2 separate regions of the Homo sapiens genome follow, and region 2 is linked to region 1. The links are chromatin contacts, found by Hi-C or POLR2A ChIA-PET in ENCODE. All regions are on one chromosome and are shown on one strand. The core of a region is the stretch at or near the end of the contact, and the rest is flanking DNA. Distances in the headings are between cores, read along the strand shown.

Region 1 (6,913 bases), core at 1,376-3,875:
AGTTTGAGACCAGCCTGGCCAACATGGCGAAACTCCGTCTCTACTAAAAATACAAAAACTAGCCAGGCATGGTGGTGTGTGCCTGTAATTCTAGCTACTTGGGAGGCTAAAGCATGAGAGTCACTTGAACCCGGGAGGCAGAGGTTGCAGTGAGCCGAGATGGCGCCATTGCACTCCAGCCTGGGCAACAAAGTGAGACTCTGTCTCAAAAAAAAAAAAAAAAAAAAAAAAAAAGAAAAGAAAAAGTCTTTCCAGCAGCCCGAAAAACTCCACACAATCTGCCCCTGCCCAACTGTGCCTTCCTTTCCCACCCTCTCCCCAGTTCACTCTGTTCCAACAGCACTGGCCTCCTCCCTACTGTCAAAAGATGAGGCTTGGTCCTACCTCAGGGCCTTTGCACTTGCTGTTCCCTCTACCAGATGCCTCTTCCCCCCGATCACTATAGATCACTGCATGCTTCTTATCATTCTAGCTTTGGCTTTAATGTCACCTGCTCTTTGATGTCACCTGCCCTTAGAAGTCTTTCCTGGCTTGTTGCGGTGGCTCATGCCTGTAATCCCAGCACTTTGGGAGGCCAAGGCAGGTGGATCACTTGAGGTCAGGAGTTCAAGACCAGCCTGACCAACATGGTGAAACCCGTCTCTACTAAAAATACAAAAAAAAAAAAAAAAAAAAAAAAAGCCAGGGATAATGGTGCACACCCATAATCCCAGCTACTCAGGAAGCTGAGGCAGGAGAATCGCTTGAACCTGGGAGGCAGAGGTTGCAGTGAACCAAGATCATGCCATTGCACTCAAGCCTGGGCAACAAGAGCAAAACTCCATCTCAAAAAAAAAAAAAAAAAAAATAGAAATCTTTCCTGACCACTCTGCTAAATCACACTGCCCACTTTACTTCACCCCTGCACGTGAACTCCCTGAGAGCAGGGATGTAGCCTGCTTTGTACAGTGCTGTGTCCCAGGTGCCAGGTATAGGCCTGGCACATAGCAGGTCCAGTAAATGCTTGTTGAATGAATAAAAGAAGGAGCAGACACCCAGTGCACAGCCATCTCTCTCCATGCCCTCTGTGGTCACTGGGCCACTGCAGGGGGTTGATACCACGATCCCCAGGTCCTCACAGATCTGAGGGGGAGCATCCCTGGGCTCACTGCCCTGCAGCTGCCCACCTTGAGCACCAGTTTGCTGGCAAAGTAGAAAAGGGCGACAACCCGGCCCCAGTTGAAGTTGCCGTCAGAAAACATGTCAGCTGCCACTCGGAAAAAGACCTCTCGGGGGGAGTCTGTGTCCACGGCGGCAATCATCCTGCAGGAGAGAGGAGAACCAGTGCCGGGGAGCAGGCATCAGGCTGATGGTGGAAAATTCCCGCATCCACCGCACACTAAAGATAAGGAGACTGAGCCCCAAGCCAGGCTGAAATGAAAAGCAACAGGCCAACGGGGGACAAGGGAAGGGGACAAGACAGACATTTAGGAAGGTGGGAAAAATGACTCCCTGAAGGAGGGTTTTAAGATCCTGGCAGAGAGGAGGGCTGGGAGTCCGGAATGTTTGCGCTGAGTTGTGGGGCCCAGACTCCTAGTTCTTAGGGGAGGAGGAGAATGCGGGGCTGAGAGTCCTGTGTCCTGAAGGAGCCCAGTGGCTGGACTTCTGGGTCCTCAGGGGCCCACACCTCTGCAGCTCCATGTTACTGTCCAGTTCGTCCCCGATGCGCTTGAGACACTCGCTCAGCTTCTTGGTGGACGCATCCTGAGGCACCGGGTCCAGGGCCAGCTCGGGTGCCTCCCCCCCCATTCGCCCTGCTCGATCCTGGATGAAACTAGAGTGGGGATGGAGTGAGGGTGCAGAATCAGAACGGGGTGTCACTCCTCAAATCTGTGCCACAATAATCAGACCTCAAACTCACCCCTGAAGCAAAAGGGCCCCTGTCTTCATGATCTGCTCAGAGCTGGTGGGCCCTAGAGGAGAAAGGAAGGGAAGAGGTACCTGGACTCTTGGGTTCTAGGGGATCAGGAGACTGTGGAGACTCACGGCCCCTGAGGGAGGACAGAGCTGGGGACCCTGGACTTCTGGGACCCTAGCAGATAAAGTGACGGGGGGGCCCAGACAACTGAGTCCCTGATGGAGAAAGGCCAGGAGGCTGGGCCTGTATCCTACATTCTCCCCGGGGAAAGAGGCTAGGGGAACGCTATATGCATCCAGACCCCTGGCCTGAGGGGGCAGAGGCGAGACCCGCCCCTCCCACCAGTGCCAGAGGCAGGAAGTGGTGCGGGCGACAAGCCCGGGCCTGCCCGGGGGCTTGGCTTCCGAGATCCCCTGGTTCTCGAGGGTCCGAGAGCGCCAGAGAGGCAGGGATCGGGACACGGGGATCAGAGAGCCAGGAACCTCCGAGGACGGAGGGGACTGGAGGCTGGCAGCGCCCGATCCGGGAGTTTCTGCCCCTCAGTGCTTGGAGATCGCACAGCCCCAGGCCGGTAGGAAGGATCCCGGACGGGCCGGCGAGGGGGCTCGCCCTCCTCCCGCCCGTCTGCCTCCCGCCTCACCCCCGCCTCTGGGCTGCTCCCCGGACCCGTCCATCACCGCCGCTCCCGCCGCCGCCTCTCGCCGGGTCCGCGCGGGCGGCCGCAGCGCGCCCGGGTCACGTGAGAGCCCCGCTGAACGTGCGTCCTTCACGTGGCCGCCCCGCAAAATGGCCGCTGCCCCGCAGCGCCGCCGGGTCACGTGACCGCACCTGCCTCGCTCCCTCGGGAGGTTTGGTCCCGTCACGTGACTGTCCAATGAGCATCTCCCGATAAGTGCCAGCAGTGGCGCCGTCCAACAGCCGTCCGTCCAATCGCAGCTCTAATGCCTTCATTTATCCAGGCACCATTTTTAGAAGTTTCGGGCAGGGTTTGAGCTCTCCCCAGCGCAGAAGGAATTAGCAAGTGCAAAAGCTCAGAGGCCCAAAATAGCATGCTTCCAGGCAGGACGTTATAGATGACTAAAAACTGAGTGGTTTTGTTTTTTGCAGAGACCTGGATCTAGCAATATAGCCCACGCCCAGGCTTGTCTCTAACTTGTGAGCCCAAGAGATAACCCCGTCTCAGCCTTCCAAAGCGCTGGGATTACAGGCATGAGCTACCGCGCCAGGCCTGCTTTTCTGTTTGTTTGTTTTTTCCTGTTTTTTTTTTTTTTTTTTTTGAGACAGGGTCTCACTGTGTTGCCCAGGCTGGAGTGCAGTGGCCCAATCATGGCTCACTGCAGTCTGGAATTCCCGGGCTGAAGCCTCCCACCTCAGCCTCCTGAGTAGCTGGGACTACACCGCCCCTGGTTAATTTTTAAAACTTTTTATGTGGAGATGAGGTCTCTCTATGTTGCCCAGGCTGGTCTCTGAACTCCCAGACTCAAGCGATCCTCGCACCTTGGCCTCCCAAAGTGCTGAGATTACAGGCTTGAGCCACCCCACCCAGTCATGACTCGAATGTTTGTGTTTGTGTAAAAAGAAAAGGAATATGAAGTTTAAAAAGTGGCAGAAACTAATCTGTGCTGATAGATCAGCAGGGTATGGAGGGGAGGGGCCACAAGAGACACTCCCCGGGTGCCCCAAATATGCCATATTTTTATCTGAATGGTGTTTACATGGGTATACACATTATTATTATTATTATTATTATTATTATTATTATTATTTTGAGACGGAGTTTTGCTCTTGTTGCCCAGGATGGAGTGCAATGGCACGATCTCGGCTTACTGCAACCTCTGCCTCCGGGTTCAAGCAATTCTCCTGCCTCAGCCTCCCAAGTAGCTGGAATTGCAGGCATGCGACACCACGCCCAGCTAATTTTGTATTTTTAGTAAAGATGGGGTTTCACTATGTTGGTCAGGCTGGTCTCAAGCTCCTGACCTCAAGTGATCCACCTGCCTCGGCCTCCCAAAGTGCTGGGATTACAGGCGTGAGCCACTGTGCCCGGCCGGGTATACACATATTTACAATTCATTGAGCTGTACACATAAGACTTGTGTGCTTTATGAATATTATGACATGTCACTTTAGACAGAAAATAATAGCAACTAAGGAAAACTCAGAAAAATGAGCTAGGATCAGATGATAAAGGGTTTGGGCCTGTCAGAGAAGGGACTTGATCTATGTCCAGAAGGCCGCTGGGAAGCATGGGGAAATTTTGAGCAGGCAAAGGGCAGAGTCAGACTAGGGTGTCAGGAAGATCTCTTGGACTTCCTTCTTTCTCGAAAAAGCTCCTGGTTGGGCTCAGTGGCTCACTTCTGTAATCCCAGCACTTTGGGAGGCCGAGATGGGTAGATCACCTGAGGTCAGGAGTTTGAGACCAGCCTGGCCAACACGGTGAAACCCTATCCCTACTAAAAATTCTAAATTAGCCAGGTGTGGTGGCAGGCACCTGTAGTCCCAGCTACTCGGGAGCTGAGGCAGGGGAATCGTTTGAATCTGGAGGCAGAGGTTGCAGTGAGCTGAGATCGTGACCTTGCACTCCAGCCTCAGTAACAAGAGGGAAACTCCAACTCAAAAAAAAAAAAAAAAAAAAAAAAAGCTCGCATAGCACCCAGGATGTGTAATGCTTCTCACAGCTGTAAATGTGTGCAGTGTTTTAATTTCATGTTGGTTTTTTTCATCCACCCAAAATTTCCACAAGGTTAATTTGTCCTCAATTCTCCCAGAAACCAGCATGTTACTTGATTCATAGTTATCTCTCAAAATGTGTTATTCAATAACTGTATGATTGAATGTTGGGGAGCATGCAGAAATCAGACATTGTCTGCCTCTGACATTCAGAGAAGACTTCTCAGAGGAGGTATTTCCTCTTGACCTTGAAGGATCAGTTTGTTTTGAAAATTGAAGAAAGGGGCCAGGTGTGATGGCTCATTCCTATAGTCCCAGCACTTTGGGAGGCCAAGGCAGGAGGATCACCTGAAGCCAGGAGTTCAGGACCAGCCTGGGCTGTACCATGGTGAGACCCTGTGTCAACTAAAAAACAAAAGAAAGGAGGGGGGGCCGGGCGTGGTAGCTCACACCTGTAATACCAGCTGTGTGGGAGGCCGAAGTGGGTGTATCATCTGAGGTCAGGAGTTTGTGACCAGCCTAGCCAACATGGCGAAACCCCGTCTCCACTAAAAATACAAAAAAATTAGCTGGGAGTGGTGGCGCGTGCCTGCAGTCCCAGCTGCTTGGGAGGCTGAGGCAGGAGAATCGCTTGAACCCAAGAGGCAGAGGTTGCAGTGAGCCAAGATCGTGCCACTGCACCCCAGCCTGGGCAACAGAGCAAGCCTCTATCTAAAAAAAAACAAAAAGAAAAGGAAGCAGAAAAAAAAGAAAATTAGCTGGATGTGGTGGTGCGTGCCTGTAGTCCCAGCTACTTGGGAGGCTGAGGTGGGAAGATTGTTTGAGCTTGGGAGGTCCCGGCTGCCGTGAGCTGTGATCAATTGCATCACTGCAATCAGACTGGGTGACAGAGGAAGAGCCTGTCTCAAAAAGAAAAAAGAAAAGAAAAAGCCAAGATAAAGGGGGAGGGTAGAGCTTAGGTGACAACCAAATGATAGCTTAGAGCAAAGCAAGGTCAACATTGGATCAGGACTGTGAAGTGAAACCAGTGTCCTGAATCGCTGGAAACAAGAAGGTACATGTGAAATGTTGCATCCAGAAACCCTTTATCTGAAGCTGTGCACCTGCTTTGGAAATCAAGGCTGCTACTCTGTATCAAGTGGATTAGATCCTGTCAGCAAGACTCGGATGTTTCATTTTTACTGATAGAATTTCCAACAATTTATGAATTTAGAGAACAAAGTCTCTGTAAGAAACCATGTCCTTGGCCAGCGTGGTGGCTCACACCTGAAATCCCACCACTTTGGGAGGCCAAGACAGGCAGATCACCTGAGGTCAGGAGTTTGAGACCAGCCTGGCCAACATGGTGAAACCCTGTCTCTACTAAAAATACAAAAATTAGCTGGGCGTACTGGTGTGCTCCTGTAATCCCAGCTACTTGGGAGGCTGAGGCCAGAGAATCACTTGAACCCAGGAGGCAGAGGCTGCAGTGAGCAGAGATCGTGCCATTGCACTCCACCTCGGGTGACAGAGCGAGACTTCATCTCAAAAAAAAAACAAACAAAGCGTATCCTTGAGAGAAATAGTGTTTCCTGTTAACTTTGCATCCGGCTTTATCTGTGTGTGTTACTCCAGTCCAATGAGATAGCCCTTCCCTACTCCAGTTACAGAGAAGGAAGGAAAGGGCTTTTAATGCAGGTATACACCTCTGAACAGTACAGTCACTGAGTGAGGGAATACACTTTTTAGCTAGTTGTGAAGTCAAAACTGTTTATTTTTATTTTTATTTATTTATTTTGAGACAGGATCTCCCTCTGTCGTCCAGGCTGGAGTGCAATGACACAACTGTGGCTCACTGCCACCTCGACCTCCTGGGCTCAAGGGATCCTCCCACCTCAGCTTCTGGAGTAGCTGGGACTACACGTGTGTGCCACTATGCACTGCTAATTTTGTATGTTTTGTAGGGAGAGGGTTTTGCCATGTTGCCCAGGCTGGTCTCAAACCCCTGGGCTCAAGTGAGCCACCTGCCTCAGTTTCCCACAGTGCTGGGACTACAGGCATGCGTCACTGTGCCTGACTAAAACTCTTTTTTGTGTGTTTTGTTTTGTTTTGCTTTGTTTTGTTTTTTGAGACGGAGTCTTGCTCTGTCGCCAGGCTGGAGTGCAGTGGTGTGATCTCAGTTCACTGCAACCTCCGCCTCCGGGTTCAAGTGATTCTCCTGCCTCAGCCTCCTGAGTAGCTGGGACTATAGGCGTGTGACAACGCCCTGCTAATTTTGATATTTTTATTAGAGATAGGCTTTTGCCATGTTGGCCAGGATGGTCTCGATCTCTTGCCCTCATGATCCGCCCGCCTTGGCCTCCCAAA
Region 2 (6,893 bases), core at 1,112-3,611, 490 kb before region 1:
AACTACATCTCCCAGCGGCCCTCGGAGTGCGCGGCCCTTCTCAAACGAGCGCTGAGGCTCAGAGGCCGCTGGGACTTGTGGTTGGGACGGTGAGCCGCTGGAGGGGGCCGAGTAACTCATTCCCAGGTCCTGAAAAAGTGTGCGGCTGAGTCCTTTCCTCCTTCCTCGGTTTCCATGGCGATGGTTTCGGCAAAGGCCCAAGTTTTGGCAGCGGCGGGGCCCGCTTCCCACTCCCTCCTCTTCACCATCTGCTCCACCCTCACACCTGGCCCCAAGCCGCAACCACCGCCTCCGCACCCGGGCCGGGGACTCTGCAGCCACTGGGTGGCGCGTGTGAGCGGCTCCCGCGCTGCTACTTCAGCCCCACGAGTCCCAGTTCCTACCTCCCTCCTGCCTCAGACCCGCAGCGTCCTCCGTTCTGGGGTCCCAGGGGTTTCTCAAAGCTGTGAGACCCAGAGACACAGCCAGTCAAGGCTGGAAGCGAGAGGCTGCGGCGGTCAGTGGCTTCCCGGCCACCCCGTCCTTGGCGCCCGCCCGACGCGCCGTCTGCTCCTCCCACCCCACCGCGGGCCGCATCATGAAAATTTAATACCAAATGCATTTGCGGCCCGACGCGGGGAGGTAGTGGGGAAAGGATCACCCTCCTGGGGCCTGGATCTGGAGGTGGACTCAGCGCCGGGAGATGGGCTGGTCTGAGGACAGGAGCGGGGCGGGACCCTGTCTGCGGGCCCAGGACAGGGAAGGGCCGGGCTCTACCCAACGGGGCGGCGCTGGAATTCCGGCGTGGAGACAGAGTTCGGTGGGCGGGGACAGATTCCGGGGGTGGGAGCAGGACTGGGAGGGCAGGGACAGATCCCAGAGGCGGAGGCGGTGGGCGGGGGACAGATCCCATGGGGCAGGGGCAAGACTGGGAGGGCGGGGACAGATCTCAGGGGCGGAGGCCAGAGCTCGGTGGGCGGGGTCAGATTCCGGGGGCGGAGGCAGGACTGGGAGGTCGAGGACAGATCCCAGTGGCGAGGGTCAGAAGTCGGAGGGCGGGGACAGATCCCATGGGGCCGGGGCAAGACTGGGAGGGTAGGGAGAGATCCAGGGGGCGGGGAGAACTGGGTGGGCGGGGACAGATCCCATGGGGCAGGGGTAGAACACAGAGGGCGGGGACAGATCCCAGGGACGGAGGCCAGAACTCGGTGGGTGGGGACAGATTCCAGGGGGCAGAGATAGATCCTGTGGGGAAGGGGTAGAACTCAGATGGCAGGAACAGATTCCAGGGGGCAAGGACAGAACTGAGAGGGCGGGAACAGAGCCAGGGACAGATCCTAGGAGAAGGGGACACAACTCCAACGGTGGGGAGAGAACTCAGAGGGCGGGGGCAGAACTCAGGTCAGCGACAGATCCTAGGGGAGGAGACAAATTCAGAGGGCGGGTGAGGATGCCAGGGGGTGCGGATCACAATTTAGGGGGCGGGACAGATCTCAGGGGGTGGAGACAGAACTCAAATAGAGGAATGGATCCCCCGGAGCTAGGGAAGAACTCAGAGCGCGGACAGATCCCAGAGGAGCAGAGAAATAACACAATGGGGAGACTATGGGGTCGCAGCTGGCACTGGCGGGGTGTGTGAAATATAACTGTGGGGGGCGGAAGCCAGAGGGAAGAAAATCGGGGTTAGGGAATGAAACTCAGGGAGAGAAGCAACAGGGAGGAGAGAGACGCCGGAGGGAGAATAGAGCTGGAGGAGTATGGGATTCAAAGGGGAAAGATGGAAACTAAGGAGGAGATGGAGCTCAAGGGTGAAGAACCCGGGTGGCGAAAGGGACTAGAGGGGGACGACAGGTGGATCGAAGTAGGCGTTGGACTTGAGGGGAAAGAATTTCCCTTGAATGAGAAAACAAAGAACTCCCTGGATGAGACTATTGGAACTGGGGACGAGGTGGGATGGGGATGGAATTGCGGGGTGGGGGCGGGGAGGAGTGAAGGAACTGGAGGATGAACGCAGAGGGAAAGTCAGAGAAGACAGGATTGTAAGGGACGCAATTAGGGGGAACAGAAGTCGGGGAGAGAAATGATGGGGATGAGAACTCAGGAGAGGAGAGAAAATCTGGGTAGGAGCCAGGGGTGATGGAACAGGGATAGGGGGAGTAGCCTGGGGAAGGAACAGAATTGGGGGGCGTGAACTCGGAGGCGTGAGTTCAGAACCCACAGGCGTGGTCTTGGAAGGCTCAGGAGGGGACAGGACGAGGATGAAAGGGCTGCGAGAGGGGGCGGGTCTGACAGACGAGGGGAGGGGCCTGGTGGGGCCGGGGCGGGGCCTCCCGCGCCCCGCCCCCGGCGCTGAGTCCTGTGACAGCCCCCGGGCCGCCTGCACTTGCAGCCTCCTTCCCCCCGAGCGGAGCTGCGGGGCCGGCCGGGCCGGGGCTGGACCCCGGGAACCCGGACGCGGCCGCCCGGGCCCGCGGGCGGGGGGATCGGCGGGGGGGACCCGCGGGGTGACCGGCGGCAGGAGCCGCCACCATGGAGTTCCGCCAGGAGGAGTTTCGGAAGCTAGCGGGTCGTGCTCTCGGGAAGCTGCACCGGTGAGCCTGGCGGGGGTCCCGGGAGAAGAGTGGGAGGATCTGAGGAGGATGCTAATTCCCACCTGGGCGCAGACTGACAGATGAACGGGCGATACCCCGGCATGGGGGTCCACCCATCTGTCCAGTTTTCTGCCGTGGGCTCCGACGGCGCTGTTCTCCCTGGTCGAGCCTTGTCCATTATCCTGTTCCTTTTTCTGCACCCCACCCCACCCGGCTCCACTCTCTCTGGTGCTGTAAATGCCTCTCTCCCGGGTCTCTGGCTCCTCCCCCACCACTTCTGGGTCTCTGTCCCCGTCTCTTTCTGGATGTCTCTGCCCCTTTTCTCTCTGGGTCTCCGTCTCCCTCTTTTTCCAGATCTCGGCTCCCTTCTCTCTGGGCCCCTCCTTCTCCCTAGATCTCTGCCTCCGCTTCTTTGCGTCTCTGTGCCCCTCTCTCTGGTTCTCTGGCCATTGCTCTCACTGGATCTCTATCAACTCCTGACTCAGAGTCTCTGTCCCCCTCTTTCTGGGTCTCTCCTCTTCCCTGGATCTCTGGTCCCCACTTCTCTGGGTCCCTGTCCCCGTCTCTGTGTTTTAATTCTCCCACCATGGGTCTCTCCGTCTCTCTGTGTCTTTTTCCGTTTCTGTCTGGCATGGAGTTTAATCTGCAGCTAAAGCGGATTGGGGCTCATAGCCCGTTGTCCTTGAGGGGGTGAGGCTGGGTGGAAGAAGTCACAGCACCCTGGGTCCCTGGGAGAGAAAGGAGTTAGAGGCCAAAAATTTCGGCTCCTGGGGTAGGACAGCCTTCCCAAAGGATACAGGCTGGGGCTGACAGGGACTCCCTCCCAACCAGGTTGATGACCCCAGTGAACCGAGTGTCCCTCAGGATAATCTGGACACCTCCCCACAGGCTCTCACCCCCAACCCCAGCTTTGGCTCTAAGTCAGATAAATTACTCAGCTGCGGAAAAGCCTAAAAATATATCTGGCCACAGTGCACGAAGGAGATGGCCTCATCAGCACCATGCCCCTGCCGCCGTGCCCTCAGGCCCTGTCCCCTTGGCCCACAGCCCTGACCCTGTGTTTCGCTGAGCTTCAGTCCACCTCGCTAGGCCATGGGGGTCCTTTGCTAAGTCTAACATCAGTCTTGCTTGCTGCAGATCACCTCTTAGCTCCAAAGTTACCCCACCCTCTAGTAACATGAGAGACAAGAATAAGGCTGGACAGAAGTGGGGGGAGGTGGGCAGGAGGATGGTGCAGTGACGGAGGTTGGTGGTGGAGGGGAAGCTGAGATAACCTCACCCCTTCTTTTTCCAATTTTCCAGCCCCTCCCCACCCTTTTTCTCGCCTCCTTTCACGAGTTTCTCAAAATACATCAGTGTGAAGTCAGGAGAATGAGAGAGAGAGAAAGAGACGTGCTGGTGGAGGGGGCTGGGGGGTGGCAGCGGGAGGGATGTATTCCTCAGGCCCCTCCCTCAGTCTCTGCCTCTGTTTCTCATCTGTGCTAGGGTTTCTCACAGTCAATCTCTCTGGCTCTCACTCTCTGAGTTACCTCTTGGGTCCCCAGAGACCCCCGGGCTCTGGCCAGGACCATCAGCAGGGAGTTTGTGCAGAGAAAAGCATTTGCTTCCAATGCCTGGGGTTTGCTCTGATGGTTGGAGGGAGAGGGGAATACCCCATATTAGAGACAACAGGTTGATCTCATTTAATCCTCTAGACAAAGATGGGGAAACTGAGGCTCCATTCTGGGGTTGGGGAGATCAGTGGATGAGTATGAGCCCCATGATTTGAACCCAGGTCAGTCTCCCTCCCAAGCCTAGAACAGAGCTCTTCCTTGAGAAGAGTGATGCCACAGCTGGTGGGGAGCTTCCTTGCACCCAGGGTGACTTGGAACAAGGACATGGGGGAATGGGATGCCAGAGAGATGAGAACCCAAGGTGCCTCCTTTCTGAGAGCCAGGTCTTGGGCAGGGGGATGCCGAGGGCCAGTAAGGGATCAGGTCCCATTGCTGTTCTTGTCTGTGACCTTGGAGTGCCACTTCAGCTCCCCGAGCCTCAGTTTCCTTAGTTGTACAATGGGAAGAGAAGAGAGAGCAGAGGGACATAAGGAGACAAAGACGTGGGGGAGTGGACAGAGATCCTGAGAGAAGCAGAGAGAGAGAGAGGGAGAGACAGAGAAGTTGAGACATCTCAATTTGGGGTAATGGCCTCCTAAGTGTTGTTTTTCCTCATCGCCAAGTCCCCAGGCCTGAGTTTGGGGTATCCAGGGAGGGGAGGGGGATTTACATCTAGGGTCTCCCTTCTCTGTCCTTGTCCCCTGCAAAGCATCAGGGCCACCTTCATCTCTGTGTCCTTGGTCCTCTTGCTCTAAAATGATTGATATCACCTTGAAGTTCCCTCTTTATTCTCTTGCATTTTTGCCCTTGTCCCATTTTATAGATGTGGGATACTGAGACCCCCTGTTTAGACAGCCTTGATTAGAGATCTGACATCTCCTCATATTAACAAGGAATCTCACATCAGGGGCTGCAATCACATCTTGAGTTTCAGGGTCAAATATCATCCGATGTCAACCTGGGTCAGTCTAATCTCTTTGGGTGATGGGTTCTGATGGGTGGGGGGAGTTACTGCCATCCTGTACTATTCGTCCTAGTGGCTTCAATCCCCCCTATCTCTGGCTCTCTGTCTTCTTCCTCTTGGGGTCTCATTCCTACTCCTTCTGGGTTCTGTCCACTCCCTGGCTTCTCCCACCCCTGTTTCTTAACTGCCCCTCCCCACCTCCTTAAGTTCTAGGATGGGGAGGGGTTGCTGTGTTCTCACAGCTCTTCCACCTCCCTCCCCCTGGACCGTCTGGCTGTTCCTTCCTCCCCCGTCCCAGTCTCCCTCGCCTCCATCTGTTCCAGCCCCTTCCTGGGATCCAGCCCGATCCCCTGGCTGCCTACCCACCTCAGAGAGGGGCTGCACCTCACAAATCACGTCCCCAGCCTGTCTATCCTCCGTCTCCCAGGCTCTCCATCTTTCTCTTGCATTCTGGATCTCTGTTCTCATCTCTCTGCATCTATGTTCTATCTCCTGGGTTTCTGTCCCCGCCTCTCTTTGGGACTCTGTCTGCTTCCTTCTCTAGGTTTCCATCTCTTCCCTCTCTGGGTCTCTGTCCCCCTATTTCTAGGTCTCTCTCCCCCTCTCTCTGGGTCTCTGTCTCCCTCTCTCTGGGTCTCTGTCATCCTCTGTGTCTCTGACCCCTCCATCTCTGGGTCTCTGTCCCCCTCTCTATCTGGGTCTCTGTTCCTCTCTCTCTGGGTCTCTGTCTCCCTTTCTCTCTGGGTCTCTGTCCCCCTCTTTCTGGGTCTCTGGCCCGCTATGTCTCTGGGTCTCTGTCCCGCTGTATCTCTGGGTCTCTGTCCCCCTCTCTCTCTGGGTCTCTGCTCCCCTGTTATTCTCTCTCCCTCTCTCTGGGTCTCTGTCCCCCTCTCTATCTGGGTCTCTGTTCCTCTCTCTCTGGGTCTCTGTCTCCCTTTCTCTCTGGGTCTCTGTCCCCCTCTTTCTGGGTCTCTGTCCCACTATGTCTCTGGGTCTCTGTCCCCCTGTATCTCTGGGTCTCTGTCCCCTTCTCTCTCTGGGTCTCTGCTCCCTTGTTATTCTCTCTCCCTCTCTCTGGGTCTCTGTCTCTTCCTCTCTAGATCTCTGTCCCCCTTTCACTGGATCTCTCTCCCTTCTTCTGTCTGTGACCCCCTCTCTCTGGGCCTCTGTACAACTCCCCCCATCTCTGTCACCCTCTTTTTGGGTCTTTCTCCACCTGTCTGAAGGCACCTCTCTCTCTCTGCAGCCTCTCTCTGGGTTTGAGGCAGCCCTCCAAATACCCTCTTCGTCATCACAGACTTGATTCTGGATCCAGAACGGGCGGGGGCGAGAGTCACGCTGGGGAATGAGCCAATCCCCCTACCAGGGCCATCTGTCCCCTGCCAGGACACCACCCGCCACTCCCCCTCCCTACCCCCTAGGCTGGCAGCCTGGACTCAAGGTTCCCTAGGGATGCCTGGGACGGGCTGCTGGATTCCCAGGGTCCTGGACATCTCCCCACCCCCTAGCAAACGTGGCTGAGAAGCATCTGTTCTTTTGACACCTTTGCTGAAGCATCTCCTTAGCACCTTTTGCTTCCTCGAATAGACTCTTATCCGGGAGAGGCGGCTGGAGAGTCTTTGGGCCTCGGAGTGGGGGCACAGGCTCTTGAATCCCAAAGGGTTGTCTGGGGTCTAAGTCTCCTGAGTTGAAGGATTTGACAGAGCTGGGAGAGGGGGACTGAAGACCGTCAATGTGAAGAAGGAGGGGGCTGGGGGCCTGAATTCC

The links. Hi-C counts contacts between places; a loop is a spot of excess contacts on that map. ChIA-PET counts read pairs that join two places held with the same protein, here RNA polymerase II (POLR2A). Pooled maps may share reads with other maps.
Region 2: a loop to region 1 is called in a pooled map, with 4 times the contacts of the local background. The contact joins the promoter of SLC17A7 here to the promoter of BAX in region 1. A Hi-C loop is called at or near these places in 1 of 37 single-sample maps with no recorded cell type and 6 of 50 pooled maps. POLR2A ChIA-PET finds 5 or more read pairs at or near these places in 6 of 52 experiments (A549, H1, WTC11 and 3 more).

Annotation. Positions count from the first base shown.
Region 1 is chr19:48,950,587-48,957,499 of GRCh38, reverse strand. It overlaps BAX (BCL2 associated X, apoptosis regulator), which reads right to left and starts at 2,625. Exons shown (of 6, transcript NM_138761.4): 1 at 2,538-2,625; 2 at 1,901-1,952; 3 at 1,667-1,813; 4 at 1,167-1,302. The coding sequence starts at 2,571. RefSeq lists enhancers at 2,151-2,360, 1,810-2,377, 2,378-2,946 and a silencer at 2,481-2,630.
Region 2 is chr19:49,436,995-49,443,887 of GRCh38, reverse strand. SLC17A7 (solute carrier family 17 member 7) reads left to right here and starts at 2,361. Exons shown (of 12, transcript NM_020309.4): 1 at 2,361-2,570. The coding sequence starts at 2,509. RefSeq lists an enhancer at 1-67.